Regions from separate parts of the Homo sapiens genome. Here regions 2, 3, 4 and 5 are each linked to region 1. A link is a loop called in an ENCODE intact Hi-C map of the cell type or tissue named here. Cell type or tissue: heart left ventricle. All regions are shown on one strand.

Region 1 (5,000 bases):
ACCTTTAAAAAGAAAAAAGAAATCTCCAGTTACAGGCCATGATTTTTGATGATTTCATCTCCCCAGAGCTCTCTGCAGAAGGAACTCTTGATTAATTTTGAGTTCTTAATAAGAAGTATTCTGAGACTGTGGCAGTAATGGAGGATATCACCTTTAAGAAATGCAAGTTCATAAGTTCCTTCATCTAGTCACGTGGGCCTTCCTGTTATTATTTTGAAGAGAGAGAGCTGGTGTTTTCCAAATGGTGTGGATCACAGGCTGAGCAGAACTAATGAGACAGCCTTTGGCCAGGAGAGGTTAAAAACTTCAATTAGTTTGGCCATTGAGTTTTTATTATACCATTGGTGTGTTTCACCAGTCCAGAGGATTGGGGGTTAAAAGCACAATTGGAATATAGGCCAAATGTTGCAAATGGATTGAATTACTTGACCAGTAAAATGTGTTTCTTGGCCGTTCTGGAGCTCAGATGAAACTCCCCATGAAGGAATTATCTTTTCTAATAACAATTTTCTTACTACTTGGACCATGGCTCATTGGCACGGGCAGGTTTCATCCCAATGAGAAAACACATAAATTAGCACCAGAACATATCTATAACCCTGAGACAGGGGCAGCTGGATAAAGTCCAATTGCCATATATCAAAGGGTCCTAAAGGTAAAGGAAAATGTCCCTGTAACCTATGAAGGAGTTTTCCAGGATTATGTTTGGGACAAACCATCAGCAAGAATAAACAAGAGGGGATGGTTTCCAATAATATTGCTTTCCCCAAGCTGTCGTTTCATCTGGATTCCAATGAGTCAGCTCATAAACACATCATTTAAAGGGTAATTGAAGCCCTAAGGGAAAGATTGGTCTATCATTAAGTCCACATCATAAGCCTGTTTCTGGGGAAAACTTGGTTCCTTTATCTTTCCTGAGGTCGATTTCCTTCTTGAGAGCTCCTGTTTGTGCTGCTTCTAATAAAGTTCTTGTTTGTTTGTTTGGCAGGGGGGCTGGGGTTTTTTGTTGTTTTTGTTTTTGAGACAGGGTCTCGCTTTGTCACTCAGGCTGGAGTGCAGTGGCACAATCTCAGCTCACTGCAACCTCCGCCTCCCTAGTTCAAAAGATTCTCATGCCTCAGCCTCCCAAGTAGCTGGGATTACAGATGTGAGCCACCATGCTTGGCCAAAGTTTTAAATGGGTAATAAGTCTGTAAGGACATTTCAAGGTATCTATTGTCTGATGTAACCTTCAGGACTGCATTCTTAGCGGCATTGTCAGTGAAATGATTGCCTTTGCTCTCTGGAGTATCTAATTTGGCATGACCAGGAATTTTTATATTTTTATGAGATTTCAGTTGGGGACTGCTTCCAAGAGGTTGGAGACTTGTTGGCTTTTTTTTTCTTTTTTTTTTTTTGAGACAAGGACTTGTTCTGTTGCCCAGGCCAGAGTACAGTGGCACGATTATAGGTGATCTTGGAGGCTAGCATCAGGCATTCCATTCCAGAATATTGTTAAAAGGTTTTTTTTTTAACTGTTCAAAATAATTAAGCACAAATTCATCTGGCCTTTGAGTATATTGTTGAATTATCTTCCACTCTACATTTGAGGAAAGACCCAGGAAATGGCATCACAGAGAGACTTGGCTAAAGTGTGGATCTTCTCATGGTCAGCTTCTGTTTGTTTTTCCAAATCCTCTGAGGGATTTTTCCAGATTGCCTTTTTTGCCATTCAGTGGCCCTGCCTTCTCATACCAGCATGTGAACTAATTGATAAAGGTCAGAATATCTGGGCTTATAAGTCTGGACAATTAAAGCAGATTGTTCTGCAAACCCTATGGGATCTTGGAGCAGGTCAGGGAAGTCTTTTATAATATTCTTCAGTTCAGTTTTTGTCCAAGGGGTATACATAATAGTGGTCTCACCTCTTGCTGTGGTTTTACCTGAAAAGGGGCTGCCAAAATGGGGTTTCAGGGAGGGGGTTCAAGTTCTAGGGAATTTCCTAAGGTGGTAGTGGGAGGGAAGGAAGGGCAGGACAGGGGACTTGAGATAAGAGAGGATATAAAGGTGCAGGGGTAGGATGAGGAGAAACAGCTGGAAGTGGAAGGGAGGAGGGCTTCAAAGTCTTTTTAAATTCAGAAATAGATTTAGGATCTTTTTGTTTACCTCTTGGATTGAGGCAATTTTCTCAGAATTTATCTTAAAAAAACTCTAGGTGCCATTGGAAGTAATTATCCTATTTCATGTTCTAAAACCAGCTTTTTTCTCTATTGTGCACACAAATGAATCATTTTGGGCATTTCAAAAGACCCACATTTTGGCCATTGTTGATGATCATCCTGGGCTATATGGGTCCGTTTTCCTAGATATTTACAAGAGGATGTCTCATAAGTGTTGTACATAAAACCAGATGGTGTTTCTAACAATGGTTGTCCCTTAAAAGAGCGCTCAGATTTTCAAGCTTGATTTCCCGTAACTTAGGAACTTCTTAAAAATGACCAAGGCCCAGGATGTGTTTGGGTGGAAGTGTGGTGCTTACGAGCACTGCTCCTCTAGGTGTCACCCAAAAGTCATGAGTTGCTCTCTTACGTTGTCTCAGAATGCCTCTAACCACCAGGTGGCACCAGAGTGCTAAAGGTATGAGCGATCAGTCCCGTATTTTATGCCCATGCAGATGATCGAGTCCCTAAAAAACGTTCTTGTGGTGAGGAATACCCTACGAGCGTCCTTTATATCCTAGACAACAGCCTTGACACCTCTGCAAAGTCTGCAGAGACTCTGCAAACTCTGCAAAGTCTCCAGTCACCTAGAGCACTCCAATTGGTCAAAGTGAGCAACTGCCCTTTCTCCATAGCAAGAGAACTCACTCTCATGCACTTTTCAGTTTAGAACTAATAGGAATTGGTCACAGATGAAACATCCAAGTCTGAATTTCAAACAATAGGAAGCAGCTGCAATTTTAAAAGCGTGCTATGTAAAGCAAAACCACCAATGTCAAATTGCCAATGCCTGGACCCAGACCTCCCTTCCCCAAGGCAGAGGTGAAAAAACGCTGTTCCCCCTACCCTTTTTCTTTTCTGGAACCCAAATCTCCTGCCCATTAGGCACAGATGGAAAACTCCCATTCTAGTAAGGGAGGATCGGAAAACATAGCTCAGGCAAAATCTAGACCTTCAACCAAAAAATGGGAAAGGCCCAGATCTCAGCAGGACTCATACCTTACATTCAACAATTTCTCTCAAAGTCAGAATACAAGAGGTTCCCAGAGCTGGCCAGGCGCTGAGTCTGGGAGGTAAGTCAGATAGTAGAGCCAAGGGGGTTATTCTGAATCCTTCTCATGGCACCAAAAATGCTGACCCCAAAGGAAGAAGATGAGGCACAAAATATATTCATAATTTTGAAGACTTTACTTGAGCCAACATGAGGCCAGCTGCTCAGGACACACTTCCAAGTTGCTTTGGGGAGTGCCGCATCCAGCCTTTGTTGCGAGCAGGCTTTTTAAAAAATAATTTCAACTTTTATTTTAGATTCAGGGGGTTACATGTGCATGTTTGTTACATGGCTATATTGCATGATGCTGAAGTTTGGGGTACAAATGATGCCATCAGCCAGGTAGCGACCATGGTACCCAATAGGTGGTTTTTCAGTCTTTGCCCCTTTCCTTCTCTCCCCACTCTAATAGTCCCCAATGTGTGTTGTTCCCAGCTTTATGTCCCTGTGTGCCTAATGTTTAGCTCTCACTTATAAGTGAGAACGTGCGGTATTTGGTATTCTGTTCCTGTGTTAATTCACTTAGAATAATTGTCTCCAGCTGCATCCATTCAGGCAGGTTTTTAAAGACAAAAAGTGAGCAAGGAGTGGACTGATACAAAGCTATTTGACAGGAATTCTCATTGGTTTGCAGAAATAACATTGATTAGTGATTGGCTTTATGTTGTTGAGCTACAGCAGTGGTCCCCAAAATTTTGGCACCAGGGACGAGTTTCATGGAAGACAATTTTTCCACAGACCTAGGAGGAGTAGGGGAGATGGTTTGGGGATGAAGCAAGTGCATTACATTTATTGTGCACTTTATTTCTATTATTGTTACATTGTAATATATAATGAAATACATGACTCACCATAATGTAGAATCAGTAAGAGCCCTGAGCTTGTTTTCCTGCAACTAGATGGTCCCATCTGGAGGTGATGGGAGACAGTGGCAGATCATTAGGAATTAGATTTTCGTAAGGAGCATGCAACCTAGGTCCCTCGCATGCACAGTTCACAATAGGGTTTGCACTTCTATGAGAATCTAATACTGCTGCTGATCTGACAGGAGGAGGACCTCCGGTGGTAATACTAGAAATGGGTAGCAGCAGATAAAGTTTTGCTCACTTGCCTGCCCACTGCTTACCTCCTGCTGTGCAGCCTAGTTCCTAACTGGTCTGCGTCCCAGAGGTTGAGGACCCCTGAGCTAGAGGATATGAGTTGTGGCATCCATGATTATGGTATATGGCATTTTATAGCTACGTGGCATCAGTTAGTCCAGAGCCCACAGCAAGTGGCTTCAAGAGGTAACTACTTAGCTCAAGCAGGGACTGAGATGTGACAGCTTTTTACTCCAAAGCCTTTCTGGGCTGGATATATTAAAGGGGTTTGTATTCCTCACATAAAAAGTTTCTTTTCTCTCTCAGTGCTCACACAGGGGTCAGCTTTACCCCAGTGAGATGAAATTCAAGTGCAATCCTTGACTTCTCCTATGGCAAGTCCAAGTATTCTTTCCTCAGAAGTGACAATATTACTTCAATAGAGGGCAGTGGCCCACAGCAAATTTCTCTAGCATCTGGAAAGTGAAACTATCAAGAAGGCCAACCTGATAAGGTCAGTTTGGGACCATTGAGGTATAGCCCCTTGTTTTCTATGCCCCAGCATAGAAACTTTCCTCCTTCCCAGGGAAATATGTGAACTAAACAGGAGCCACAATTCTGTCTTTTAACTTTGCTGCTGCTGATTTCAATGATATCCTATTTTTTTTTTTT
Region 2 (5,000 bases), 350 kb before region 1:
CTCAGGCTCAGCTGGCTCATGGCTCGTACCGGGGGGACCCTGTCCATGGTTGGCCACCCTGGGTTCCTCTAGTCTCCCGTTCCATGGTTGCACACACCTTGAGGGCACCCACACGGCTTGTCCATCTCCTGTAAAAACACAAGCATACTCTCTTCCCCACGTCAGTAAATCCACCAGACCTTTCCATTTTCCTTCTTCCAGGGATTTCCATAACACTTTTGGATAAATTTTCCTCTTTTCTTCTAACACTTGCCAATGTCTTTCTGCTGGAGTCTTACCATCCATACCAGGAGTCAAAAAATTTAAAGTAAATAAGGCTAAATGTAGTTTTTATTGAGGTGGTAGTTGGCCTCCTATACCCGCTTTTTGTCTTTTCAACATGCATTGTAATGTTTGATGTGCCTGCTCTATAATGCCTTGTCCTCTAGGATTATAAGGAATTCCTGTTTTATGGGTTATAGCCCAAAGCTGCAAGAAATTTTTAAAAGCATGACTAGTATAAGCGGGTCCATTGTCAGTTTTTAATTGTTTAGATATCCCCATATGAGCAAATGATGACAGACAGTGTCGCTGTACATGACCAGCTGTCTCACCTGTTTGGCATGTAGCAGGCAGCATATGAGAATAAGTGTCTATAGTCACATGAACATAGCTCAGCTTATCAAAGGTTGCTGTGTGTGTAACATCCATTTGCCAGATTTCATTTGGAGCCAAACCTCGTGGATTACATCCTTCTATAGGTGTGGCTCGAGGGATATACTGCATAATATAATACAAACCTGTAGGAACATGTGAGTAAGGGCGGAAGTATTTTGGTGCAGAAGCACATGAGATGGTTGAGCTTGCTGAAACACAGAGGCAATCAGTTTGTCTGTTTTCTCATTACTTAGAGATAGCGGCCCAGGAAGTTGTGTGTGAGAAGGAATATGAGAAATATGAAAAGGAGCTGCACTAGAACAAATAACTTGTTGAAGTCTTAAAAATAAATTAGCAGTTCTGGGTTTAGTGTACTTTTAATTGTAGCAGTTTCTATGTGACCGGCTACATTTACGACATAAACTGAACACAGACAATGTTGATAGGATCTGAAGCTGTGAGCTGTAAAACCTGAATGACTGCAATTAGCTCTGAGCATTGAGCCTAAACGCCAGAGGTCATTATTGTTTGAGTATGTTTTAGTCCATAGATAGCAGCACGACTTTTGGAAGAGCTTCTAATAGAGCTATGACACTCACTGCATGGCCCAAGGATCCATTCCTTGGAATCTGTGAGGCCAAGAACTCCAGGTCAGAGAACAAAAGGCTTGCCGCCATCTTGGGAGCTCTAAGAACAAAGACCTGCTGGTAACACTGACACATCAGCTCCCGTATCCATAAACCTATAAAATTTATTTCCTTTAATTTGTACTACACAGGTGGGTCTATTAGAGGCTATGGGTCGGGATAGATAGATTTCCCGTGTAGCTGTGCTCCCAAACCCTTTATTTCCTTGTTTCTCCTTTCATGGAGAAGGGTGTAATTTGCAGGGAATAAGTAATAATTGCACTATGTATTCTCTCGGTTCAAAAACCCGAAGATCTCGTGACAATAAAACTACTTGAATTTCTCCTTCATAATCAGAGTCAACAACTTCTGCGACTACAGTAATGCCTTCGCAAGTTAAGGTGGCTTTTGCCTAAAATTAGTCCCATATATCCTGCTGGTAAAGGTCCCCAAATGCCAGTGAGAATCTTGGTGGGTTTGTCTTCCCCACCTTATGTAACCCTTTCTCTGGCTGGGAGATCTAATCCTGCACTTCCTGGAGTTCCTCGGGTGAGGGACTCAATATGCCTCTGGGAACCCATGCCTGAAACAGGGTTGAGGTCTGAATTGGGAATGCCCTCATTGTTTGTGAGGCCCGGGTACAGGCCCCCATCTCATTTCCCAACAGGGGGGTGCCATTCTGATGAAATTTTGAGCAGCACTGATTAGCCGAGTTATTTCCTTTGTCATAGCGAGGACAAAGTCCTGGTGTTCTTTCCGCTGGGGGCCGGGGGGAAAAGCATTGTAAGATCCTTTCTGTCCTGAGATCTGGTGGCATTCCTTTTTAAAATGTCCAGTTTTTCCACAATTATAACATTTTCCCATTTTAGGGTTTGACCCTTGGCTCTTTTTAGATTTGTCAACAGCTAAATTAGCCATTGCTTCAGCTAACATTGCAGATCGATAAAGCTCAGTTGCTACATCTTAACAAGCTCTGAGAAAATTTCCCAAGTTTTTGTACACCTAACCGGTGCCAGTGCACATTTACAATCTGCATTTGCATTCTCAAAAGCTAGAGTAAAGGTTAGCATTTCTGCAGCCAAGGTATGAGGAATCTGATGCCTCACTGCCTCTTGTAATCTTGCAAGAAATTGTGCGTAGGGTTCCTGTGACCCTTGCATGATATGTAAAAATGATAGTACTGGGACTCCCTCTTCAGGAATTATGGCCCAGGCACATTTAGCAGCCTGTGTGCACTGCTGATAAGCAGCATTTGTGAGTGCTAGTTGATGTACCAGGTCAGAATAAGGGCCATTACCCAATAGCCTATCCTCTGTAATGTCTCCATTTCCAGCAGCATGGTTCTGTCTAGCCTGGTCTGCACCCTGTTCTTGCCAGTTTAAATTCCATGTCAGATATGCGCTAGCAGACAAGCAAGTTCATGCCAAGTGTTTCACATCAAAGGGTAAAAGACACATAGCACCAAACATAGATTCTAGCAATCCTAAAGTGAATGGGCTCTGTATGCCATTATTTACCACACTCACTTTTAATTCCTTTAACAACTTAAACTCTAGTGGAATGTGTTCATGATTAAGCTGCTGTGGATTATTTGGATCAGGCCTTACGGAAATAGGAAAAGTGCAAGGTCCTAAGGGCTCTCCAGCCGTGGTGGCAGAGCGTAAAATTCTTTGTATTGGGGTCTCTGTTTCTGCCACCGAAGGAGGCGGTACAGATGTTTCTGCAACTGGAGGGGGCGGTATAGGCCAATTTTTATCCTCCCTCTCCTATTACTTATTTTCAACTGGAGCTGTGGGTGGGACAACAGATTCTTTCAGTTTTTTACATTCAGCCTGCTGTCCCGCAGAATAACAAGGAGATAATGGCAGAAGTACAGTACGAACTAAACTCCAAGTGGAGAAAACTGAAGAATCAACTTGAAAACCTTTTTGATGAGCCTGTTTTCATCCTTCTGCTCTATCCCAATTTTCTACATCAAGAGTCCCTGCCTGTGGAAACCATGGGTTATGCATAATGACTTCCTGTAGCATCGTAGTTAATGTGAGAACTAACCTGAGCACCAGTTTGTTTCAACAAAACTTTAAGCAACTGCACATAATGTTTTTCTTCAACAGACCAATTCTGCCCCATGTTACCCTGATTCAGAAAACTTCCCATTCCCAGTACTACTTTAAGGCACTGCTCCCAGTAGCTCTTTAGGGCACTGACCTTATATCTGCTGCCGGCAGACTTGTCCCGGGATCCCCATTCACCTTGTCAATTTCAATTCCTCTGCTCCAGCAGATCTTCTTCATTCACATCCTCATAGTCCCTGTGTTCGGACGCCACTTGTAGAGCACCTGATTCTGTCGCTGTTCAGGGCGCCACTATGTAACCCACACGGACCTAGGGGGACTGAACAAAGTGGGGTGAAAGCGGGAATAAAAGACATGAGACAAAAGAGCATATTTGGAAGAAGGGGTCAGCGGGCAGTTTGCCTCTAGTGGACAAGGGCCCTGAGCTTTACACAGCCCTCCATATTTATTAGGCAAAAGAGATAGCAGGAAGAGGGGCATGGAAGAAGGGGTCAGCTGCTGGGTCCAGAGTAGGCTTGCAAGACTGCATTCTCCAGATGTCCCAGTAGATAACCTCAAGGAGCTCGGTGCCAGGAAGTGATTGCCCTCAGCAAACCTTCTGGCAGTGGGAGCAGTCGTGAGTTTGCCCACATCCTGCATTCATGATAAATAGCTTGCTATTTGATCATAAAGCCTCCAGTGGAATGCTGAGTTGGTTACGTCCCACAGGCCTTTGGCTCCCTATTTACCCCTTCCAGGTTATTAGCCATGACTTTCCCTCTTTGTTTCTCTTTTCTATACTTTCCATGCATTCTACAGAATAAAGTATCCTGGGGCTTTAAAGTAATCTAATTCCTACTGAATCCAAAATAATCTGATTTAATCCTTGAATTTTCAAACAATTTCAATGAATTTCGTTTTTCACCAGGGTTTGGACCTCCCCCATAATAAAATCCCTTATTTCTTTTTGCCACTTCAGTCATAAAATCCAACCTACCATTTTCCATTGAAAGCTGAGTCTTTCTTATTTACATAAAAATTGTTGGATGTATCTATGGACAAACCAGGGGAAATTAAGTGTGTGGTGGGGAAGTGTTAAGAGGGCCTCAGAGTGGCTGCCGACCAGCTCCATGCATCCCTAGGTGAGTCCCCATCCATTCTCTCCCTCATTCTTAATGTGTTTCCAAACAGGTGAGGAACAATGAAAACCAAGTCGGACATTCTAGTGCTAATTATATAGAGAGAATTTATGTAAAATGTGATAAATGCAAAATATTTCATCAGAAGGAGTATTAATGTTAAATAACCTCAACTCACTAGTAATTAGGCAATCATTTTCATTGATTAGCACAATTTAAAATTCAAGTTGCTAATGATATTCAGTATTGTGAGGATGTAATGAAACAGATAGTCTTATTCAGTATCGGCAGGACCGTATTATTATACATACCCTTAGAAGGACAGTTTAGCAACATCTCTCAACATTTTAGGTGAGAAATTTATCTGCAGCTGGTGCCTCGGTGCTGATGCTGGGGGATACTGGTGAGCATGGCGCAGCATTGGATGGGGGGCTCCAGGCTTCAGGCTCCATGCTTCAGACTGCAGGACCTGGAGCTGCTTCCTGCATCACAGCAGGGCTGCTACAGTGTGCTCTGGTGCAGAACTGGCAGGGGTGCCTGCAGGC
Region 3 (5,000 bases), 92 kb after region 1:
CAAAGCCTCAAGTTCTCATTCCCTTTATGAAAGAGAGAAGATGACAAGCAAAAAGGAGTGTTTGGGAAAGATGACCCAGGCATGCAGTGGGTTAACACTTTAATCATAGGTCCAAGGGGTTGGGTCACCTAATGAGTCTTTGTTCACGTGTGCTGAAATGCCTGCCTCTGAGCTGGCCTCTGGCAAACTCCGGAGCACTCTCCTAGCCACCCTCTTGAAGCTCTGGGAAGGGCAGTCTGCCTGCCCACTGATTGTTCCAGCCCCTGGGCCAGCAGGACCTCCAGGCCTTCGAAGCTGCAGGTACCAGCCAAGTGCCTCCCTTTCTGTAGGTGGTAACTAGATAGTTGCCGTTGGGTGTGCTGAACCAGGCCTAGGCAATGGACTCTTCCAGAAAGGCTTTTCTGCCTTTTTAACCATCCTTGTCCTTAACATTCTTTCTTGGTCAGGGGAGACTTTACAACTGGTAGGCTCCTCCTTATTTGGGACTGGGGGAGGAATCCAACTGTAAGGTGTCCTCTCTGGGTCAGCCCTTAGCTATTGTGTTGGGAGCAAAATTTTGAAGGTGGAGAAAGGTTGACTTCCACGCCTCCAACCTCCTCCTCCCCTGATGATTCTTCTTTCCTTGTGTGACTACTCAGATGCTGTCTGAGCCAGTTTCTGGGCAATATTATGAGTATTAGTCACTTGGACCATAGCATAAATAGGTTTGCATGAGTCAGTCAGCATCTTTGTATCTTAATTTGACTAAATTGCCGTTGCTATTGTTTAAGGCATTTAGGGCATCTGGGCAGGTATAGAAAAAACTTGGAGGTCAGAGAAGGTCCTTTACTTCTAAAATGATATCTAGGTCATGACTAGGAACTCATACAGTAGTACCAAGTGAAAAATAAGAATTTTAAAAAATGCATTGAGTCCCTTTTCCTCTTTGTCAGAAAACTGGATGTTTTCAGACATTTTGGATAGGCTTAAACATAATTTTGAGTTGTTGGCAAGGAAATTCAATGCTTCCAAAGATTTTATAAAACGCATTTCTCTGATATTTGAAAGAGCCTGTCAGAGACAGCAACGAAGGTTTTTACATGTTGTGCAACAAGGACTGTGGGTTTATGAGGTGATTGGCACACTGGGGGCCCTGTGAGGTGTGTGAGTCCTGGAGTCCTTACGCTGGTGCTGGGGCAGCCGTGGTAGTATGTACAGAGCTTTGAGTGTCTCCTGAGTTAGGAGAGCCATTTGCTAATGGGTTGTAGATGTCAGGATCAGGCTGGTTCATGCCAGGAGTCTGTGATTCCCTCAATGAAAGGGCAAGCTTATCTAGAGACACAAGGAAGTTGGCCATGTTTGGAGAGTGATCTTGCCCATTCTGTGCCTTTTGTTGGTTAGTAATGACCTCAGACCGAGACGGAGGAGCAAGGAGGGCAAGATGCTGAGTTCCTGAAAATAGCATCCCCATGGTGACCATGTTCTCTATGGAAGCTCTGATTTACTTCCTGAATCCCTGTGAGGTGATGACCCAGAGCCAGAGTGGGGAAGCCCACCACACCCCACAGGCCTGGCAGGCAGTTTCTTAGGGCTCATTATGCTGGTGGCGACACAGGCTCTTTGAAAAATCAGCTTGTGTAATGAGTGGCTGGGAACAGCTCACCCCACGACCTGGGAACTTGACACCAGCCAAGAGCACACTCCCAAGGTCAGACAGAGAAGGTCTCCTGCCTTGGGCTCACACAAGGGCAGTGTCACCAAAGCACCAAGAAGTCTTAAAGGAGTGTGTTGCCATCTGTGTTCAGGCTTATGATGCTGTTTGGGTTTGCAGACATTGTTTCCCTTGTGCCAGACTCCAGTTAGGGCTGGTTTCCAGAAAATCCAGCTGGTTGGTTCCTTCATTGTCCTGGCCGCAGCCCGGATGAGTTACTCAGGATCTGTTGTTGCTATCACCTCCTTCCCAAGCTCCACCCTCTCCACAGACATGGTCAGAAGTGTACACACAGACCCAGTGGGCTGCATTTAAAGATCACAGGGTATCACTCCAGTCGTCTTTCTCCAGGATTATTTCTCTCAGAGACTGCAAACTCCTCTGTGTTGGCAGCAGCCAAATAAGAGGAATGCAGTTAGAGAAACAGCCTTTACTCTTGTGTGCCTCCGTCCCAGCATCCTTTTCTTTTTGGCTCTCTCCAGTGACTGCCTGTTCACTTTTTAGGCCTGGCCATCACAGAGTGTCTACCACTTCTCCCTTCCCCAAGCTGAATTAGATTTTCCCTTCCTCAGATCCCACTGCATTTTTTTTTATAAATTCATCCCAATGCTCCTTTTTTGTGAGATATAACTTATAGTTATATGAGTTGTGACAAGTGTATGTTTGTCAAATACATATAGTCATGTAACCATCACCGTAATCAAGGCAGTAAACAGAATTGCCCCCCATATTTTCCTGTGCTCCTTTGTAGTCAGACTCTCCCTTCTCCCCTAGACCCTGGCAGCTACTGATGTGATTTCTCTCCTAATGATTTGCCTTTGCCAGAATAGCATATAAATGGGATTGCACAGTTGTGGTGGTTTGAGAGGCTTCTTTGACTCAGCACAGGGCATTTCAGATTCCTCCATGTTGTTTTGTATGCCCATAGTTCATATCTTCTCAGTACTGAGTGCCCATGACTTTTTATCCATATCTCTACGTGAGCCTCTTCCATTGTATCTGGATATGTGATATTTTTCCATCTGTCTCCTTGATGGGTAGCCAGGCTCTTCCAGGGCTGGACTGTGTCTTGTGTGCCTCTGTATCCCCAGCCTGCATGTAGCAGACACTTGACGGAATGTGCTGGGGCAGCTGTGTGTTGATAGTGGAGGTTCTTATCCTCTCTGGCTCTCTCTAGGGCCCCGGCTGGTCCCTGCTCAGGCCTGTGTTCAGCTGGTGACCTGGAGAGACACCCAGGGATGGGCAGGCAGGCTTCTCATAAAGCACTCCCATCCTCAGTTTGGTGTCCCTGATGGATGGGTGCCAACACTTGTTGGGAGGTTTGGGGGGTTCTCTGTGGCTCCCCTGAAGCTCTTCTCTCTGGGACTCATGAATTCCTGGGACTGTGGTACGGGCATGTGTCTGTTTCCTTCCTAAGCCAGAGAAGCCCTCTTTGGGCCTTGTTTGCACTGAGTCACAGCTACATTGGCTAGTTAGTTAAAAATAGGCTCTAGTTATCTCTGCCCTGTGATAGGCCCTCTCCTCGGGCAGAGGCAGGAATCCTTATGTAAATATTTGGAGGAGCTTGTGGCTGGGGTGGTTTCCATGCCAGGATCTGCTTGCCTGGACTCCTGGAGCCACGAGGGCAAGGTGGCAGTGGGAGAGTGAGAGGTGGCATGTGTTAGAACACTCAGGGTGTTCACATTACTTGGGAGATGCTGGAGTTCATGGTAGTACCTCGAGCCGGTGGAAGTGGTTGGTCATTTGCTGTAGTGACAATGGCTGAGTCTTAAAAAGTCAGTAGGACTTATTGGAAAACCACCAGGTTTGAAATCAGACTGACCAGAGTTCAGTCTCTGTGATTCCTCGCCTTACTGGCCCGTGGCCTAAAACAAGTTACATGACTCCTCTGAGCATCATTTTCTCCTTTGTAAACAGGGACGATGTTATCTGCTCCACCAGGGTGATTGTGAGAATTAAAAGTGATCATGTGTGTAAAGCACGTAACAGAGCCCTGCACGCAATAGACCCTCATTTAGTGCCGGCTGCCACCACAGCCAACTCTAGTCTTGCTATCTACTTTGCCAGCAAACATTACAACCTTGCACTGGATATCTAAGGGAAGAATGAGAGGTTCTGAAAGGACGTAGGATCTCCAGATGCATGTCCAGACCTCTTTCCAATGTGCTCACATCTCTTTAACTTCTGTTGGCCTTCAGCCCTACGGGTAAATCACTTCAACAGCTGCCCATGTAGGGCTGATAACTCAGGACTCACCAGCTGGGAGAGGACTGTAACCAAACTTAAAAATAGAGACACATCCATTGCCTGGTGCAGGGGCTGTGCAGGCCTCTGGAGAGAAGGCCAGGCAGCATCTGCACACCCAGGCTGAGTTGGACTCTGGGCAGCTGGAGGCTTCAAGCCTCACGACGAAGGGGACCCTGCCAGGCAAGCCCGGCTTTCCTTGGTCCAGAAGTTCTGAGGGTATGTGTCCTCATCCTCTCCCCCAACTAGCACTGCCTGGCTAGAGACTGACCATTCTTCAGAGAAAGAAAGGTGGAGAGGGTGTGGGGCCAGGTGTGGGGGAGATGGGGATCCTTAGGCTTAGCAGAGCTGTCTGAAGCTGGGCTGCACTGATTCCGTGTAGCCTTTGGTATAAGGGGATGGAGAGAGCCACTAGGTGGCTTTTTAAAGGAAAGTAAGGCAGTCCTATCTAAGGTGAATGGAAAGTGAGCTCAAAAAGATAGGCTGCAATATGATTGATCTAATTTCTTGTTTAGCCCCAAACCAGGTCACTGTGTCTGAATAGAAGTGTGTCAGAAACAAACCAGAGAGTGCCCACAGAACAAGGCCCACACAGAAAGGTCAAGCCCTCCTGTTGAGGGAATACACCCAGATAGGGTGACCTTTGTGCCCAGAGCAGAGTTCTCTAATATTGTCGTTAAATTGTGTCTGTATCTGCTTCCTCCATGGCCTCCCCTTCCTCTGTGCAGGTGCCACCATGGAGTCTGACCACTGCTGAGCAGACAGCCACCGAGGGCCGAAATTCTGAGCCTTCCTCTGGACCCAGGCAGGAGACATACAGACAAGAAAGGCAAACTCACCATGGCCTCCACCAATGCAGAGAGCCAGCTCCAGAGAATCATCCGAGACTTGCAAGGTATGGTAGGTTGCTGGGCAGGCTGAGTTTGGTTTTGAGGGACTTGTGGCAGGGCTTTTTGCTGTTGCCAGTTGAAATTCAACCCTTTCATTTTTGTTCACACAACGAGTAATTGGAGTCCTCAGGTCACATCATATTGAAATATTTGGGTCTCAAATATCCACCTTGTGT
Region 4 (5,000 bases), 240 kb after region 1:
CAGTTCAATATTTATCAAACTTTTCTCTTTCCCATATAACCTTTCAGATTTTTACATTTTCTGTGTATCACCTATTTTTTTTTTACTTAATCATTTTCTTCATTTCCTCTTTCTACTTAAGTAAAGCCTCACCTTAGTCCCCCTGCATCCCCCCAAAATTTATAGTGCAGGGGCAGCTGGGGCTTTCTGAGTCCCTCCACTTCTTCCCTCAGATTTTCCCCTCAGATTTTTTCCTCAGACTCACTATCATGGCCACAGAACCTTGCACACAACAGGGGTTCTGTAAATAGTGGCAGAATGAGTGAATCTGTTGGCATCCCTGAGGAGGCCATGATCAGCTTTCCATTCCTCCTTTTGCCAAGTCTAGGTTGCAAACACCCTGAAACTGGTGGTCTTAGTATGATGACTGGGAACTTATAAAGTCATAAGTCTCATTTCATAATAATATAAAAAGAATTTATCTTCATTTTATTTATGTTGAACTCTGCTAAAAGGTAAAAAATGGACTTGTGTGCCTCCCTCCAAATTTACACACACACATACACTCACACATACACACATTTTAAAAAACTGTCACAGCAATTAAAATAAATAAAAACAGAGCCTAAGAAGATCACTAGTAAAGTAGGATGGAGCTGTTCTCCCTCACGGCTCGAATTGTTTGCTTTGGTGACCAACCCGCACTAGTAAACAACCTGAAGTACAAGTTCAGCCTTTTCATGAGCCAAATTCATCACTTTTGAGACTAAAATTCATGTTCAGATTTGCTGACACTATTTAGACAGCTTATGTAACAACACTCAACTCTGTTGGGTAGATTGGCTAATGGTGATTAACCTCCTTGGTATAGAAGATTTTAGATTAAAGCAGAATTTTAAATTACAATAACTAGCTGATGGAGTTTTGCAGAACAAATTTTAAAATCCCCAAGCCACAAATGTAATATTTGCATTATACACACGCTCCTTTCATTCCCTTGAATTGATAACACTTCGCAATCACAAGATTTGGCCTGGGAGAAAATAAACGAGCTTTTCAGCAGTGCAAGCTGATGACCAACTTTGTTTACTGATCAGTCATAAAAGTTTTTATGAACTTCATCTCGCACCCACAACACCTTGTAAAGTGACCCTCTCACTATGTGAACACAACGAATGTCTACAGAGGAAAGAACCACGTATTATGAGGATTAACTACTGGAATGGAATGTGTCTATTAATAGCTCATAGTAGGCACTAAATAATGGCAACCAAATTCAACAACACTCACTAAACAGAAATGGGGAGGTGGGATGGTAAAGGGGAAGTTTAACTGAGCTTGGAAGGGGTTAATATTCAGGGTTGAGAGAATCTGCCCTTAGGAATCTTTCAAGAAGACAGGGATCCTGCCCAAATGCCATTGCAGTGCCAAGGGTAGGGAGCCTAGCCAAAGCTGAAGTTGGGCATACCCACGCCACTGCCTTCAGGCCATCATTCCGTGCATTGGAATGCTCCAGGTGACACACAGGAGAACCTTGTTTACTGTTCTTGACCCAAGGCTTGAGATCCTTCTGTGGGCAAATGCCTGCACATCACCTCTGTATCATGTGAGTGAAGGACTCTGAGTCCCTGGTATTTGCAATAATCGATCTCATCCTACACTTGTCCTTCCAAGCCAGTGTTTCTAAGAGTGGTCCTGATCTGTGATCACTCCTGGAACATCGGTTAAAAAGTGCAGATCCCAAGGACCCAAGCTAGACTTGTGAATCAGAATTTCTGGAGATAAGGCCCAGGAATTTGTTCAACAAGCTTCCATAGTAGTTCCAGGCATATGGAACCTTTTGAAATTCACTGCTCTCGGAGAAAACCCATGCTTTTTGCATTTTTTTTAAATGGAAAAATGTTGCTAGAGACTTTTAGCTGGAAATATAAGAGAAGATAATAACAACACAGTAATAATAATGGGCGGAGTCATGGGGAGGGGTCGTTTGAAGCTCTATTTGAGAACCTGCTGGCATTGGTGTTGTTGGCCTGTCTCAGCCACCCTGATGCTCAGGTAGGAACTCCTGAAAAAAAAAAATGTCTGGGCCGCGCCCTATGAGACCATTGAAAGGTCTGGGATGTCCATTCATCCTTGGGGTCACCTATGCCACAGGAAGTTCTGGACAAGAACTTCCCAACAATCCATAAGCGGACGCCACGAGGCGCGAAGCGCGTTGGTGGCCACACGCAACTCCAGGCAGCCCAACCCTCCCGCTACCTTCTGCAACTGCAGTCAGCTCCCAAAAGTGAACTGGCACAAAAAGGTGGGACTTCCGGCCCTGGAAGCCAATGCGCATGTGGCAGTCAACCGGTTACGCAATACTTCCTGTCGCGTGATCCTGAGGACCAATGAAAATGCATAATTGCAGTCCACGTGCCTCGGTTTCCGTTAGCAACCAGAGGCTTCTAAACAACCTACCCTCCTTCCCCATTTTCTGTGGTCCAACTACCCTCGGCGATCCCAGGCTTGGCGGGGCACCGCCTGGCCTCTCCCGTTCCTTTAGGCTGCCGCCGCTGCCTGCCGCCATGGTGAGTAACCGACCCTCAGGCGCCGCACCGCGCACAGGAGAGAGCGCGGCCGGGGCTGGAGACACTGAGCGGGTGGGCCCGGAATGATTACGTGGCCTCGTTGGGTCTGGCCGCACCTCAGCCTCCCTGAGAAGGGGAGCTGCGCCGGGCGCGAGAGATTCGGTTAACCGCAGCCCAAGCCCTTCTGGGGTAATCCTGGGTGAAGCCTTTTCCCAGCAGCCCAGCTCCGCCGCATCGCTTCGTTTCTCTCCTGCCTGCGGGGGCTGGAGCCAAGGCACAACTCTTAGGTGGCAGGTGAGGAGAGATAGAGGAAACTGCTGCCGGCCTAAGGTGCACGGCAGGGTTCTTAACTCTATTTCAAGAAGCTCCAAGTTTACGCACACACACACATTAACACATACGCAGGGTTCTCACTCAGTTTCAGGAAGCTCTAAGGTTTACACAGACACACGCGCGCGCGCGGTAACCAGAGGAGCAGGGAGAACGAATCCAGCTTTCTGTGTGATTGAAATCCAACTTTCTGATGTGGAGGTGACTTTAAGAATCCCAGCACCCCGTATTACAGCTGAGGAATTTGGGTGACATTTCCTTTGTTTTGGCTTGCTCAAAAAATATCATTAATCCCTCCAGCGAATATAGCATGCCATCTTAAATACCAGTCATACTTAGAACAGTGCACAGCACTGAAATGTTCAGGAAAACGGATGAAACCAGGGTTGAGAGCACCACCTGAAATAGCTACTGAAATACTTCAGCAACCAGAATTTCTATTTAGTCCACACTGTGTTCCAAGCGCTGTCTGGGAGCTGAGAAGACACCTGTGAGCTAAACAGATTGCTCCCTCCCCTTCTTGAGTTTAGAGCCTCTCCACTCATTCTCTTGATTTCCCTAAAATATCAGGAGAACACGTTGAAAACAAATCACAAAAAAATTGGTATCTCTTCCTGTTCTATCTTCTGTCATTCCTTTCCATCAGTTAACAACTGAGGCTTTGGAATCAGGCTCAGGTTCTTCATTAGTAAATTGCAGATAATAACTACACAAGACTGTTAATATGATAAGTAAGATAATGCGTGTAAACAGTGCAGTACCTGTGAAAATATTAAGCATTCAGTATCTGATAGGTATTATTAAACTGTGCTCATTTTTATCATTACAGTTTCCTCCTTGTACTTATCTTAAATTGTATATGGATTTGTGGGCATGGTTAAGAACAGGGAACCCTTTCTGGTACCTTACCCATTTCTCTTCTATCCCCTTCCCCCTAAACACACATACACAATTTGTGGTACAATTTCAAGACACTAGCTTGGCAATGCTCTGGCAGGATTTCTTGCTGTATGTTTTCAGCTCTTTTTATTATTATTTTAACGGAATATTTCTACAATAAAATTCAAACAAATTCTGACTTCCCCACTTGGATACCTCCCATTGTTTCTAACCATTTTAGGACTGATCATCATATCTACCTCTCATTTAGCAGATAGTAAAACTAATGTCATTGGGGTTAAGTGACTTGGTAACAGACTGTTACCAAGGTAGATAGTTGCATAGCTAGACCTAAACCTGGTTTCTAATCCAGTGCTTTGTCTATTATACCACATATCTACCTATTCCATTTCCTCTCTAATGATTTGACATAGATACATATAGTATATGTGTGGAAGTAAAGGTTTGTGAATAGCCGTTTCCTAGGCTGATGCTATTTTTCCTTTTGAACTCAGCTGTCCACTTTTACCCCCTTTCTTCATTCCAATCCATTTTAAAGGAACTTTTCTGTCATTTACCCTTCTCAGTTTGAGTAATTTTTCCTTCTTGGTCCTGGGACAGTCTTAACTTTCCTTGAAAGGAGGGAAAGGAATGAACAGATAGGAATTGGCCACCTGCTGGCACAAGGCACTATGCTAGGTGTTGTGCATTATAAGAAATGGTTCATGCCCTCATAGAGTTTACAATCTACTTGGAAGAGCAAGACCTGAAAAAAAAGATAATCAATAATACGAGGTAGTAATCAGCCTGTGACGGTACCAAAGAAGTAGCAGAGATTATATATGCTAGGTTTTGGAGGAAGGCATACCTATAGAGTTACTGAGGGCATATTGGGAGATGGCACAGAGTAGGTGAAACAGGTTAGGCCATGAAGGGTGGGTAGGAATTCAGTGATGTGGTGGAGCATGTGTGTACTGGCTGGTGAGATCCAATTGTATGCATTTCTTCTTACCTCTTCATTCAGTGACATTATATTGGTGGCTTGAAATCAGCCATGATGGAAGTATTTATGCCATGGAAATCAGCAGTGCTACAAATCAGGCCCCCCTACCTAGAAAACCTGCTGTTAAATATTTACCATCATACCACTGGGTAGGATTCAGATTCTCAAATAGGAATGGAGAGATACTTTAGGATCAGAGTAACATGAGTGAAAGTCAAGGCAGGAAATTTTAAGTCATG
Region 5 (5,000 bases), 110 kb after region 1:
TGTTAGGTTTCCTGCTCTGAATACAGGTATGTCTGTTTTGTGGCCCCACAGGAGGACGCTGACCACTGGCTCTTCTGCTTACCTGTGGAAACCCCCTAGCCGCAGCTCCAGCATGAGCAGCTTGGTGAGCAGCTACCTGCAGGTAAGGCCAGGAAGGCTGGGAATTATCTTCCTATAGCTTCTACCAGGGTATGTCCTTGCCCCTAGCAACTCAAGGGTGATGTTCTCAGATGCCCGTTGTTCCAGCCAGAGCAATAGAACCACTCAGTTATGGCTGCTGTTCCCGGGAGTCTGGGTTTTTCAACCAAATAGAATCTAGGCTCTCTTAAAATTACATTCTTCTAAATGATTTTAAAGTATTTTAAAAGAAGCAGTTTAGCACCGTGGTTAAAAGTGACAAGAGTCAAATCCTGATTCTCACCTACCAGCTGTGACCAAGGGGAAATTACTTAACCTTCAGCTCTCTCATCCACAGGATGGGGATAATAAAACTCATTCTAGCTCATAAATGAGGAGTGCGCATGCACTTCTTAAGCATATGTTAAGTACTTACGGGCTTGACATATGCAAGGGCTCAGTCAATGTTAGTAGGTAGTGGCAGTTTGTTAATTTTTTTTAGAAATGTGAATTTATCACAGCTGTATATAGTTCTGTGGAAACTGAATAGCAATTAAAAAAATTAAAATGATCAATATAAGGAGCATTAAGAGTAGAAAATAGATGAATCTTTTACCTTATTTTGTGGCTTAATCATGCCAGGAGTTGCAGTTACGGGTATGGCACAATGAATGAACAACAGCTTAGATATAACTGAATTTATCTCAGAGACAACGTCCATTAAGTTAATAAGGCTGAAGAAGGCTGGATGGGAAATGCAAGTCTGTATCTCAGTGGAGCTCACATGGGTGGCCTCATAGCTTTGGAATGTGCTGCTGAATCTGTGGCAGATGCTTTGAGCAAAGGGATTCTAGTCTTTTGAATAGTTCTTTAGACTAACCTTAGGGCAGGTAATGCCTGTATTTTTACCTCTGCTCTCATTAAACTCTAAAGCTTTTCTAAATAGCCCTGTAGCTTCATCCTAAAGCCACTTGTCTTTTGTGTTTTCCCTCCCAGACTCAAGAGATGGTGTCCAACTTTGACCTGAACAGCCCCCTAAACAACGAGGCATTGGAGGGCTTTGATGAGATGCGACTAGAGCTGGACCAGTTGGAGGTGCGGGAGAAGCAGCTACGGGAGCGCATGCAGCAGCTGGACAGAGAGAACCAGGAGCTGAGGGCAGCTGTCAGCCAGCAAGGGGAGCAACTGCAGACAGAGAGGGAGAGGGGGCGCACTGCAGCGGAGGACAACGTTCGCCTCACTTGCTTGGTAGCTGAGCTCCAGAAGCAGTGGGAGGTCACCCAGGCCACCCAGAACACTGTGAAGGAGCTGCAGACATGCCTGCAGGGCCTGGAGCTAGGAGCAGCAGAGAAGGAGGAGGACTACCACACAGCCCTGCGGCGGCTGGAGTCCATGCTGCAGCCCTTGGCACAGGAGCTTGAGGCCACACGGGACTCACTGGACAAGAAAAACCAGCATTTAGCCAGCTTCCCAGGCTGGCTAGCCATGGCTCAGCAGAAGGCAGATACGGCATCAGACACAAAGGGCCGGCAAGAACCTATTCCCAGTGATGCGGCCCAGGAGATGCAGGAGCTAGGGGAGAAGCTTCAAGCCCTAGAAAGGGAGAGAACCAAGGTCGAGGAGGTCAACAGACAGCAGAGTGCCCAACTGGAACAGCTGGTCAAGGAGCTTCAGCTGAAAGAGGATGCCCGGGCCAGCCTGGAGCGCCTGGTGAAGGAGATGGCCCCACTCCAGGAGGAGTTGTCTGGGAAGGGACAGGAGGCAGACCAGCTCTGGCGACGGCTGCAGGAGTTGCTGGCCCACACGAGCTCCTGGGAGGAGGAGCTAGCAGAGTTGAGGCGGGAGAAAAAACAGCAACAGGAGGAGAAGGAGCTGCTGGAGCAGGAGGTCAGGTCTCTGACCCGGCAGCTGCAGTTCCTGGAGACCCAGCTGGCACAGGTGAGCCAACATGTGAGTGACCTGGAGGAGCAGAAGAAGCAGCTCATTCAGGACAAAGACCACCTCAGCCAGCAGGTGGGTATGCTCGAGCGGCTTGCTGGGCCGCCTGGCCCAGAACTGCCAGTGGCAGGTGAGAAGAATGAGGCCCTGGTCCCTGTGAACTCCAGTCTGCAAGAGGCCTGGGGGAAGCCAGAGGAGGAGCAGAGGGGCCTGCAGGAGGCACAGTTAGACGATACCAAGGTGCAAGAGGGCAGCCAGGAGGAAGAGCTCCGGCAGGCCAACAGGGAGCTGGAGAAGGAGCTACAGAATGTGGTCGGGCGTAACCAGCTCCTGGAGGGCAAGCTGCAAGCCCTGCAGGCCGATTACCAGGCTTTGCAGCAGCGGGAATCAGCCATCCAGGGCTCCTTGGCCTCCCTGGAGGCCGAGCAGGCCAGCATCCGGCACTTGGGTGACCAGATGGAGGCGAGCTTGCTGGCTGTAAGGAAGGCCAAGGAGGCCATGAAAGCCCAGATGGCAGAGAAGGAGGCCATTCTACAGAGCAAGGAGGGCGAGTGTCAGCAGCTGCGGGAGGAGGTGGAGCAGTGCCAGCAACTGGCAGAAGCCCGGCACAGAGAGCTTAGGGCTCTCGAGAGCCAGTGCCAGCAGCAGACCCAGCTGATTGAGGTCCTCACAGCAGAGAAAGGCCAACAGGGAGTTGGCCCACCCACTGACAATGAAGCCCGTGAGCTGGCTGCCCAGCTAGCCCTGTCTCAGGCGCAGCTGGAAGTCCATCAGGGGGAGGTCCAACGGCTGCAGGCTCAGGTGGTGGACCTCCAGGCCAAGATGCGGGCAGCCCTGGATGACCAGGACAAGGTGCAGAGCCAGCTAAGCATGGCTGAGGCCGTCCTGAGGGAGCACAAAACCCTTGTGCAGCAGCTGAAGGAGCAGAATGAAGCCCTTAACAGAGCCCATGTCCAGGAGCTGCTGCAATGCTCGGAGCGTGAAGGGGCACTGCAGGAGGAGAGGGCCGATGAGGCCCAGCAGAGGGAGGAGGAGCTGCGGGCCCTGCAGGAGGAGCTGTCCCAGGCCAAATGCAGCTCCGAGGAAGCACAGCTGGAGCACGCTGAGCTGCAAGAGCAGCTGCACCGGGCCAACACAGACACAGCTGAGCTGGGCATCCAGGTTTGCGCACTGACCGTGGAAAAGGAGCGAGTGGAGGAGGCACTGGCCTGTGCTGTCCAGGAGCTCCAGGACGCCAAAGAGGCAGCCTCAAGGGAGCGAGAGGGCCTGGAGCGCCAAGTAGCTGGGCTGCAGCAAGAGAAGGAGAGCTTGCAGGAGAAGCTGAAGGCGGCCAAGGCAGCAGCCGGCTCACTGCCTGGCCTGCAGGCCCAGCTCGCCCAGGCAGAGCAGCGGGCCCAGAGCCTCCAAGAGGCTGCACACCAGGAGCTCAACACCCTCAAGTTCCAGCTGAGTGCTGAAATCATGGACTACCAGAGCAGACTTAAGGTAATCCTAGCTTCAACCACTTGGGCTCTACCCCTCTCCCTGGGCAGGCCTGGTGGGTCCATGGGAAGATGCACCTTTAGCCATGAGGCAGGTGAGGGCTGGAGAATGTACTGTGGGTGCAGGCAAACACCTTGTGGCCCTTTCCTATCACAGCTCCCAGTAGCATCTTTCTCTCTGCAGGAATATGTTAGGCGCAGAACATTGGGAGTGATGCCTTAGCCCAGAAGTTTAAACTCAAGACCATTGCAAACAAGATTAGCCCACACAGAAGTTTGTAAAACTAGTAGCCAACATTGAAAGAGCAGGGTGTTTACAAATATAGTTTGAGGGCTTTTGAAAGCCTGCGTCCTCACCTTGCCCCCGCCCTGTGGCAGCAGTCAGCAGGAACCTGAGGGTGTCTGCCCACTTTAAAGGAGGCACACATCCTCTGCACTTTTCCTTACACTGGTTTCTGTACTTGCCCAGCCCCGCCGGGCATGTGAGTGTGAGAGCCCTGACTTGGCCTCTAAAACCCCTGCAGAGGGCCAGCAGTTCACAGCTGCCTCATGTCCTATCTCTGAGTTCTTAATGAATAACCAACCCCATCAGGTGCTCTCCTGACAGCAGATACAGGGAAGGGAACAAGCTCACTTCATTTTTACAAGGCCCTTGGGACAGACAAGTTAATGAGATGAGCAGTTACTATGTGCCTTTGATAGTACACAAAGATGAGGGGTTAAGGACTGTCTAGAGTGAAGACAGCGCAGAATGGCCTGGGGCTTTGGTTTCCAGGGCTTGCCACTAGTCTGTCTGCATCAAGGTCTGTGCACTCTCAGGCTACTCCTAACCCTCCTCTCTGAGGCAGCTCCACCGCAGTGCCACAGATGTGCCTCCCCACCCAGTGCCACCCCACTCCGTGAAACTCCATGTGGCTTATAGCCAACTTTTTCCCTTGCGGAAATTAAGTTCTAAGTTTGGGGACCAGGCTAAGTCTCTTTTCTTAGTAAGCTTGAAAGTGTTTCACTATTAATAAACCCAAAGCTCATTGAGGAGCCAGTTTGCAGGGAAAAAGAGAAAGTTAGCTTGGTTTTATCTGTTTGGGTGAGGGGGCTGAGGGATCCTCAGAGCAAGGACCCTACTTTTATGTCCTCTTTCTTTCTTGTCCTCTCTAGAATGCTGGTGAAGAGTGCAAGAGCCTCAGGGGCCAGCTTGAGGAGCAAGGCCGGCAGCTGCAGGCTGCTGAGGAAGCTGTGGAGAAGCTGAAGGTAGGCCCTGGTAGTGTAGACCTGTCAGGGAGAGGGCATCTGGTGTGGTTTTGACTGGACCATTTAAGAGGGCTCCCTGCATGCCTCCAGATTCCCAAGCTGAAGCCGTCCTCAGTTCACCTTTGTAGACACCCTAGTTTGTACCCTGACCCCCTCCATCCATTCCCTGGACACCTGGCCGGAGCTGCCAAATGCAGAAAGGAAATAAGTGTCCTC

Evidence for each region. A loop is a pair of places that touch in the nucleus more often than their neighbours do. Peaks named below come from ENCODE experiments on the same cell type or tissue, not always from the same donor. Only the 100,000 strongest peaks of a DNase experiment are listed, where the experiment ranks them.
Region 2: a loop joins it to region 1, with 3 times the contacts of the local background. A loop is called at or near these places in 5 of 110 quality-filtered maps.
Region 3: a loop joins it to region 1, with 2.7 times the contacts of the local background. A loop is called at or near these places in 23 of 110 quality-filtered maps.
Region 4: it touches region 1 in a loop (4-fold over the local background); 25 of 110 quality-filtered maps call a loop at or near these places.
Region 5: a loop joins it to region 1, with 4 times the contacts of the local background. A loop is called at or near these places in 7 of 110 quality-filtered maps.

Annotation. Positions count from the first base shown.
Region 1 is chr3:46,076,582-46,081,581 of GRCh38, reverse strand. It overlaps a transcript of XCR1 not described here. Among named protein-coding and RNA genes, the nearest start is that of XCR1, 52 kb to the right of the region's middle. In heart left ventricle, CTCF peaks have their summits at 2,581 (motif pointing right) and 4,768; a DNase peak (open chromatin) is centred at 2,601; H3K4me3 peaks cover 228 bases.
Region 2 is chr3:46,425,603-46,430,602 of GRCh38, reverse strand. No RefSeq gene overlaps it. Among named protein-coding and RNA genes, the nearest start is that of LINC02009, 4.4 kb to the right of the region's middle. In heart left ventricle, a CTCF peak has its summit at 3,005; no DNase peak of the experiment used is centred here; H3K27ac peaks cover 441 bases.
Region 3 is chr3:45,984,685-45,989,684 of GRCh38, reverse strand. It overlaps FYCO1 (FYVE and coiled-coil domain autophagy adaptor 1), which reads left to right. Exons shown (of 18, transcript NM_024513.4): 2 at 4,663-4,829. The coding sequence starts at 4,775. Among named protein-coding and RNA genes, the nearest start is that of FYCO1, 8.6 kb to the left of the region's middle. RefSeq lists enhancers at 1,136-1,636, 3,074-3,368. In heart left ventricle, no CTCF peak of the experiment used is centred here; a DNase peak (open chromatin) is centred at 2,893; H3K27ac peaks cover 5,000 bases.
Region 4 is chr3:45,839,538-45,844,537 of GRCh38, reverse strand. It overlaps LZTFL1 (leucine zipper transcription factor like 1), which reads left to right and starts at 2,419. Exons shown (of 10, transcript NM_020347.4): 1 at 2,419-2,549. The coding sequence starts at 2,547. In heart left ventricle, no CTCF peak of the experiment used is centred here; DNase peaks (open chromatin) are centred at 2,307 and 2,777; H3K4me3 peaks cover 2,165 bases.
Region 5 is chr3:45,964,817-45,969,816 of GRCh38, reverse strand. FYCO1 (FYVE and coiled-coil domain autophagy adaptor 1) reads left to right here. Exons shown (of 18, transcript NM_024513.4): 7 at 52-142; 8 at 1,114-3,540; 9 at 4,692-4,784. Among named protein-coding and RNA genes, the nearest start is that of CXCR6, 24 kb to the right of the region's middle. RefSeq lists enhancers at 863-1,502, 1,503-2,142. In heart left ventricle, no CTCF peak of the experiment used is centred here; DNase peaks (open chromatin) are centred at 1,889 and 2,651.